Regions from separate parts of the Homo sapiens genome. Here region 2 is linked to region 1. Evidence: read pairs that join two places in POLR2A ChIA-PET (ENCODE). Cell type or tissue: GM12878. All regions are shown on one strand. Links, peaks and the distances in the headings refer to the core of each region. The heading gives the core; the rest is flanking DNA. Region 1 has its middle 29 kb from the start of BHLHE40-AS1. Region 2 overlaps ITPR1 (inositol 1,4,5-trisphosphate receptor type 1).

Evidence for each region. Peaks named below come from ENCODE experiments on the same cell type or tissue, not always from the same donor. Only the 100,000 strongest peaks of a DNase experiment are listed, where the experiment ranks them.
Region 2: POLR2A ChIA-PET joins it to region 1 with 6 read pairs; 3 of 35 experiments call an interaction of 5 or more read pairs at or near these places.

Annotation. Positions count from the first base shown.
Region 1 is chr3:5,006,475-5,010,863 of GRCh38, reverse strand. No RefSeq gene overlaps it. Among named protein-coding and RNA genes, the nearest start is that of BHLHE40-AS1, 29 kb to the right of the region's middle. RefSeq lists a silencer at 1-46 and enhancers at 3,139-3,268, 3,789-4,058. In GM12878, for the core only: a CTCF peak has its summit at 3,747; a DNase peak (open chromatin) is centred at 3,953; H3K4me3 peaks cover 1,301 bases; H3K27ac peaks cover 2,632 bases.
Region 2 is chr3:4,785,230-4,789,618 of GRCh38, reverse strand. It overlaps ITPR1 (inositol 1,4,5-trisphosphate receptor type 1), which reads right to left. Exons shown (of 62, transcript NM_001378452.1): 52 at 1,480-1,672. Among named protein-coding and RNA genes, the nearest start is that of EGOT, 36 kb to the right of the region's middle. In GM12878, for the core only: no CTCF peak of the experiment used is centred there; no DNase peak of the experiment used is centred there.

The DNA.
Region 1 (4,389 bases), core at 278-4,277:
CACCGCGCCCAGGGTCATGTAACCACAGGTGACAAAATGAAGATGCAAATGCAACCTGAGTGATTCCTTTTGATGGAGCCACACCATTTAAATCAATGCTGGGTGATTGGATTATATGTAATTTTTTTAAATTAAAAACATTTTTTTGCCAGACACAGTTGCTCATGCCTGTAATCCCAGCACTTTGGGAGGCCGAGGCGAAGTGGATCACTTGAGGTCAAGAGTCCGAGACCAGCCTGGCCAATACAGTAAAACCCCGTCTCTACTGAAAATACAAAAAATTACCTGGGTATGGTGGTGGGCAACTGTAATCCCAGCGACTTGGGAGGCTGAGGCAGGAGAATCACTTTAACCTGGGAGGCAGAGGTTGCAGTGAGCTGAGATCGCACCACTGCACTCCAGCCTGGGCAACAGAGTGAGATTCTGTCTCAAAAAAACCCAAAAAACAAAACAAACAAAAACATTTGTTTCCCTATAATGAATAGGATTGCTTGTGTTTTAAAAGGGAGTAACCCAATCACAGCACTTGCAGATAACATTATATGTTGCCTGGAATCTGATTTAAACTATTCCACGGGGTGGGGGGTGGTGCAGAAATAAAGCCAAATTATCCGTGAATTCATAACCCTTGAGGCTGAGTATTGGATATGACGTTCATCATCCTATTCTCCTGTAGTGAACGTGTTTGAGAAGTTCCACGATATTAAAAAAATTTAAATTTAAAATTTAATAAGTCTAAATTCAAGATAAATGAACTAGCCTGGGAATGCCCTGTCATGAGGGTGGCAGTCCTTCGCCCCACCCCACAGCTGAAAGCATTTTAAGGTCGGCTTCGAGAAGGTATTCATTAAGGCCTCCTGGTTCTGCTCTCCCTGGACCACAGTGGCTCTCTTTGCGTCCAAGAGAACAATCTTCCCCCAGATTGCTGGCCAAGTCGCGACTGCGTGTTAGGGATCCCACAGCCAAGTTGTGGTTTTATGACAGAGTTTGGAACCATATGTGGTTCACGTTCACTCAGTCCGGAGACTTGGGGAATCTCTTATAAATGTTCTCAGCAAAGGCACAGTGGCTGCCCACATCCTGGGACACCCAGAAAACTGGGGAAGATGAGACCTCTGGCTTCCACAAGACAGCCAAGCGCCTGGGAGTGGCCCCTCTGCACTGGCCTCCCTCAGGCCCAGCACACGCTGCTCCTGCCTGTCCCCAGAGTCCCTGGGGAGTTTGACTTCTCTTCCCAGACCCCTCTGAAACAAGGAGACCTTGCCATGTACAGCCTTCCCTGTCCTCAGACGAGTGGAATCACCTGACCACTGTCCTGTATTAGACTGAACTATAGTCATTCATTGAGTCAATAATTATTTATTCAATTATTATTTATTGAGCACCAGCTATATGTACAGCCTTCCCTGTCCTCAAATAAGTAGAATAACCTGTCTAATGGCCTGTATTATATTGAGCTATAGTCATTCATTTATTCAATAATAATTTATTGAGCACCAACTATATGCACTAGGATTCTAGCATATAGCAGACAGATGGCCTATATAACATGTACACCATATAAAAGACACAGTCCCCATATTCCAGGAGCTTCTAATTTCCTAGAGGAGAAAGGCAATAATCAATAATTAATACTATTAATCATTTCATTATAATTCTGACAAATGCTTTAGAGAAGTACAGGCACTATGGGGGCATCAGGAATGTGATCTGATTGGGTGAGAAGGAAGGGAGTGGAGAGCCTTCAAAGAAGGCTTCTTGAGCCTTGGCAACACAGTGAGACCCCAACTCTACCAAAAAAAAAAAGCCAGGCATGGTGCCCTGTTTCTATCGTCCTAGCTACTTGAGAGGCTGAGATAGGAGGATCTCTTGGGCAAAGGTTGAGGATGCAGTGATCTGTGACCGCGCCACTGCACTCTAGCCTGGGCAACAATGTGACACTCTGTCTCAAAACAAAACAAAATCAACAAAGGCCTCTTGGAGAGAATAATATCTAAATTGAGATCTGAACATTTGAGGCATTAGCCAGCCAATCGGAGAAAAGGGGGTTATTCCAGAGAGAGGAAACAGCATATGCAAAGATCAGATGGACCATGGCTCCTTCAAGGAAGTGAAGCTATACCGTGTGTACTGTGTGGTATGAGGAGTATGAGAGGGAAGGAGATGCTAGAGATGGCAGAGAAGGAGCTGGGGGCAGTTCGCAAAGGAGCTTGAAGGCCAAGTTAAGGATGATGGAGTGCTCACGAGGTAATAGGTGTGTGTGCAGGGGCGAGTAACTTATACCTAAAATGAGTGCTTTTGTTGGTGGGAGCTGACTGGGTCAGAACAAGGTAATGTGAATGCTGCAGGGGCTAGGCCAGCCCACACAGCACATTTGTAAGAATTAGGAAAAGGTGCCCCTCTGGGAAGATGCAGCCCCATAGGCCCATGCTTAGGAAAGGGACCTGACCTGAATTTCACCCCCTCTATGCCCGAGCCAGCACCCTCGTGCAGTGAACAACCTACACAACTGTATACAATGGCCACAGATGCCAGGGAACAGTCAGAAGGGTGTAGCGACATTTGTTGACAAATCTGTCTCCTCCATCTTAAGCACCTTGAGTTCTGAGTTCTGGAGCTGCATATCCATGTTTGTAACCTCAGTACACATAGGAGATGCTCCTAATATTTGTCGAATGGATTGTTCTTTGGCTACTTGTTTTTTCTTCAGACTTTCTGTCTTCTTGTCCTTCTAAATTCATAACGGCTTCCTCTTAATGCACTCCTGCTAGCGTTAGAAAGCACTGTGTTGGCTAGCTTGCCTTTTTTTTTTTTTAGACAGGGTCTCGCTCTGTCACCCAGGCTTGAAGTGCAGTGGTGCGATCTCTGCTCACTGCAGCCTCCGCCTCCCAGGTTCAAGTGATTCTTGTGCCTCAGCCTCCTGAGTAGCTGGGACCACAGGCATACACCACCAAGCCCAGCTAACTTTTATATTTTTAGTAGAGATGGTGTTTTGCCATGTTGCCCAGGCTGGTCTTGAACTCCTGGCCTCAAGCAATCCACCCACCTTGGCTTCACAAAATGCTGGGATTACAGGCGTGAGCTACCACGTCTGGCCCACTTTGACTTTTTAATCCTAACATCTTACCCTCTGTCCATTCAACAGAAACTTGGCTATGGCCACACAGCTAGGAAGGCGGGCAGGCAGTGCTGGGCAGGAAACTGTCAAGCCCTGGGGTTGTGGTCCAGGCTGGATCCCCTACCTTCTGGTAGGGATTCTTGTGGCTTAATCTCTGTACTTTGGATCCTAGAATGTCAGAGCCGAAAGGAACCTTTTGGGGCCCCATTTTACAAATGGGGCAACTGAGGCACAGAGAAGGGCTGGAAATTACTAGAAGCCACTGAGTAAGAGCCAGAGCAGAACTGGAAACTAGGTCCCTTGACATGTTTAGAAGAAGTAGCTAGCTAGATATCAGGAGTGGAAATTAGAAGAGAAAGACCAAGGAGGAGAAATGGCTCTCTGAGGAGGGTGTCTGACTGTGATGGCTGTTAGTGGGGCTACGAGGGATTAGAGAAGACTTGAGGAGGAGTCCCTTAGATCACTGGTTCAAAAGGGAAGAGAGGGTTAAGAAAACAGGACTTTGCCAAGGAGTGGACAGCCCTCTAAACTGGAATCCATTTGGATCCAGCCTGGCCATAGATCTCCAGATGCTAAACAGAATTTCTTGTTCTGGGCCTGGTCAGTTTGGAAGTCCTTGGTCAGTAGCATTTGGCTGGCAGCGAGCCGCCAGATGGCCTGCTCTGTGAGCACTTGCTGAAATCAGAGGCAAGGCTTGGTTCCCCTTCCCGGGAGCCTGCACTCCAGGTACCTCTGTGAGGCCCCACTCCAGTTCTCTGTCAGCATCTGCTCGGGGCTTTCCTCTTTCTAGGTCTTCTTCACAGCTCCTCCTATGTCACATTGCCTCGGGTCCCACCAGCACTGCCCTAAGCTGGAAAATCCCTCCGAGCCCAAGCAGCCCGTGACCATAGAGGCAGGAAACTATGACACTAGAGGCACACAGGGTGTGAGGTTTATTCTTGGTATGTGGTTGGGAAAGGCGGGGTTGAATGGCGGTGGGGTGGGATGGGATCCTCAAGAGAGATAGAGAAATCCAAAAAGAAGGAACCCCTTTGAGAATATCAGAGTAGTTTTCTTTTCTTTTGTTTTCTTTTCTTTTCCTTTTTTTTTTTTTTGAGACAGGGTCTCACTCTGTCACCCAGGCTGGAGTGCAGTGACATGATCTTGGTTCACTGCAATCTCTGCTATCCGGGGTCAAGCGATTCTCCTGCCTCAGCCTCCTGAGTAGCTGGAACTACAGGTGCACACCACTGCACCCGGCTAATTTTTGTATTTTTTGTGGAGTCGGGGTT
Region 2 (4,389 bases), core at 187-4,186, 220 kb after region 1:
AAAAACAAAAACAAAAACAAAACACCTCAGGATTATTCCCTAAAGCTGGAATGATGGAATATCCCAGTGAAGGACAAAAGCAACAGATAAGTTTTCTCCTATGTAACATAATAGCTAGAAAAATGAGGATGAAATGGGTGGGGTCTATGTCTCCCTTTTGGAGTACAGGGTATCTTTTTCCCTCTTATTGCCCAAGCATGGTGCTCTGCAAAAGTTTCCATGTTCATGAGGATCCTGGAGCTGCAAGAGTCTTTGAGGAATCTACAGTAGGCTATGAGGACACTCTGATACCAGGTAGAATTGCACCTGTGTCTCCTGAGGTCCATACCGTGGAGGCCACAGAGGCTGGTCTGCTAATGGTCCCCTGGCCCCTCGGTCAGACACTAGACATGGAGCTGGCTGAGGGATGGATTTGGCCTGGCCAGACTTTTTGTAATGTTTGAAGGTGCTGCACAGGGAGGTGCCCCTTAGAGACGAGCAAGAGTACAGCGGGGCTGGAAGTGAGGTGGGAATGGGACCTTTGGGCGAACCTTCTTGCACCACCTTATCTGCCATTAGCCTGATCTAGGGATGCAGGCAGGTAGGGAGAAAAGGGAAGAAAAAACAGACAGCACTGGTCCGTGCCTGCTCAGATTGGCAGCATCACGGAGAAGACGAAAGCTCTGGGAAACTGACCTCCAACACGGCTGTTCTCCACCCCAGGTCTACCCCTCAGAAAGAGCTCAACACGTCACAACTATAGCTGGAATCCAGTGTTTCAAATAAAAAAGTCTGGCTCCTGATGAACAGATAGAAATCAAGCACGATCCTTTTTAAGTTGGTCTCAACAGCCAGTGCCAAGCACAAGGCTGGTACTGAAGGATCACATTAAAACCCCAGTGAAAACCAGGAACACAGAAGCCCCCTGGGGAAGCCCTACGAATGTGTTTCAGACAAGTAATTTCCACCTGACTGGCTGGGATACTCAATGGGACTCGCTGGTGAGCAATGATGCACCTTATGTGGCAAATGATTCCATTGCCTGTAAAACGATTTAGTCTAAAATCCAAGCTACCCCATAAAAGGGAAAATACCAGAGTCTCTGGAGCAGGTGTGCTAGTAAATGAGCCAGCAAGCAGTGTGAATTTCCTGCTCAAGTGAACCACCCTGTGAGCTCAAGGGCCTGGGCTTTTCCCTTTTCTTTTTATTTTCTAGATAGAGATATCAAAAGAGGCATTCAAAAAGTCTTCCATGGAGCTTTCCAATCAAATCAAGTCAAATTCTGATGAAGGAAGCCTTTTCAGGGGAGTTATCATACTTTGGCTTGAGCCCACTGATCAGCTGCAAAACTGGTTATGACTTCCTGGTGGTCAGAGGTGCAAAGTATCATAAATGATACTAGCTTTGCTCCTGCTTGGAAATGAACGCACCATCAAGCCCAAGTTTGTGAAATCCCAGAACTGTGTCTCTCTGTGTTGTTGCTGATGCGTTGGAACCCACCTCTCAGTTTCTTCTGCCAATTCATTTCATTGAAGAGGTCTTCAGACCGCAGAAAGAAATCATTGATTTTGCTGCCTTGTTCGTCTCTCTCTGTAGTATAGTAAATTCGTAGTTTTGACTCCTTGGTTAGGAATTCACATATGCTGGGCACGGGAAAGACTATCTGTTCCATTGTTCGGTCTAATCTGACAATCTAGGATGAAAAAGTGGATGAGATTAAATATTCATCTTTGAAACCTTTTACTAAGACTATTTGCTACTGGTGGTAGACTCGGTGGTCAAGATTGAGTATAATATGATCTCTGATTTTATAACCCCAAACTGGGCTGTGTGTCTCAGATTTATATAAAAAATAGCTTGGGTAACTCTGGAAGAGTATTTTCCTAACTTCAGATCCATTAACTTTATTTATTTATTTTTAATTTTTATTTTTTTGAGACAGAGTCAGGAGTCTTGCTCTGTCACCCAGGACAGAGTGCAGTGGTGCGATCTTGGCTCACTGCAACCTCTGCCTCCTGGGTTTAAGTGATTCTCCTGCCTCAGCCTCCAGAGTAGCTGGGATTACAGGCACGCACCTTCACGCCTGGCTTTTTTTTTTTTTTCCTCCAGTATTGACAGGGTTTTACTATGTTGGCCAGGCTGGTCTCAAACTCCTGAGCCCAGGTGGTCTGCCCACCTCAGCCTCCCAAAATGCTGGGATTACAGGCGTGAGCCACTGTGCCTGACCTAATTTTAATTTTTTTATATAATCCAAGACAATGATGAACCCATGAATTCTTTTTTTTTTTTTTTTTTTTTTTTTGAGATGGAGTCTCGTTTTGTTGTCCAGGCTGGAGTATGGTGGTGCGATCTCAGCTCACTGCAACCTCCACCTCCCTGTGAACCCATTAATTTCTAAGGTGACCAACTTTTATCTGGATCAATTCACTCTGTGTTTTGTGTGCATATTCACATGAGGCTGGTGCTATCCCTAGAACTTTCTGTAATGATGGAATGGTTCTGTGTCTGTCCTATCCACGAGGACAGCCGCTAGTCACGTGTGGCCCCAATCACTAACACCTGTGGCTAGTGCAACTGAGAGGCAGAATATTTAATTTTATTTAATTGTATTTAAATAGCCATACATAGCTAGTGACTATCATGTTGGAGAGTACACTGCTAGGCAGTGGTATAAATCTCACTTAAGGCACTTTCTCAGATAGTAACATTGGGTTATTTTTCCTAGATGGGAACTTTAAAAAGAGATCTTTGGTTATATCCAGTTGCAGTGACCTCCTACCTTGTCAAAGGATCTAAAACATACAATACATGAACCAACATGCCTATTTAACTCTGGGGCAGCACTCACTGTTCTTTATGCTGGGTATGTTTGGGCCCCAGGGGTGGACACCTTGCAAGTTTCCTCCATGCACTTCCTAGACTGGCTCAGTCCCCAGAGAGGAGGTACTCTGGCTGGATTGTTCAAATTCTAGCGCACTTGATTGTGTCATAGTCCTGGGAGGTAGTGATTTCGAAAGGGCTATGGGTTACAGTATAGTAGAGGCACAAGTCTCTCTTCTTCCTCCTCAGAGGTTGGAGAAGTCAGGTGAGGCCCAGGATGCAACGTGCTCTACAAGAAGAGCTGGTTCTAGCTCTCCCAAAACCTTTGTTCCCTGATACAGCAAGAGAGGTGACTCAGGTCAAGCTGTAGTGGGAAACTCTCTTAGAGGTGAGACAGGTTCCCACAGCCCTGCCTCCATAAGTTCTGGGGGGTGTGGTCTTTAGACCAGTGGTTCCCAAATCCATGTGGAGATCAGGTTAGTTACCATACTGATTCTTGTCCATAACTCAACCCCATTTAACTGGAATTGTGGTGTGGGGTCAGTGACCAGAACCTGCACACAAGCAGTTCCCCCATGATCTTGGTGTATGCAAGGGTCAGGGATCACCTCTGCCGTCTCCTGCTATCAAGAGCCTGCCTGCTTCATATAGTCAAGTGGACTATGGACAAGTGCTTCTTCCCACTGAAGGAAGATGATCTGAGGTGTGCATCTGGGTCCAGGAGGGAAAGGAGGAGTAGACAAGGAGGCCTCCTGGCAAGAACTGAGTTCTAGACTCCAGGGCTACCCAGCCTAGTTCACCAGAGTGAAGACATTGGGTCTGCATGGAAAGCCCTTGGTAGTAACAAAGTGTCCCTGGCTTTGCATCGATCACTCCCTAGGGAAACCTGAAGAGCTGGGTGGCTGGCCAAGGGCAGGATTTGAGAGCTAGGTCATGCCTGGTCACTTCTCTTTACCATTTAAGATCTATTTGTAACTCTTCCTCAGTAGTTTTAGAATCTGGAGTCAGGAGAACATATTTCAGTCCTTCTAACATCCCTAAAAAGCTAGGTGACCTTGTTCACACCTCTTAAACCTGATCAAGTTTCAGTCTTCTCCCCAGTGAGTCAAGGAGCTCAATGAGATAATCTCCAAGGTCCTTTTCTCCTCTGAAATTCTGTATCACAGACATCTAAAGCTCGCCTTTTAAGGGCTCTAGAGGACAGAGCTGGCCCTTCAGTCAAGCTCCTAGGCATTAATGATAAATCAGATATTTGCTCACATACACTGGCATGGTTGGCTAATCAGTGAAATGATGTGTTTTATTAGGATAGCCCAGAGACCTGAGACATCAGGTCAGAACACATTCTTGAAAAGTCTCCATCATGAACATTTCATATTGCCCAAAGGAGTCTGTCCATTCTTTAAAATCTTTGTTTCAACACTGATATTGAACTTGTGCATTTCCTCATTAGCAAAACACATCATTCCTTACTGCTCAAAGCCTGTAGAGAGAAGTCTGTGTTCTCTTGGATTCTGAAAGACAGTGCAGGTACAAACGGACCCACAGGCTCAGGGACCAGACAGATCAGGATGAAAATTCCAGCTCTGC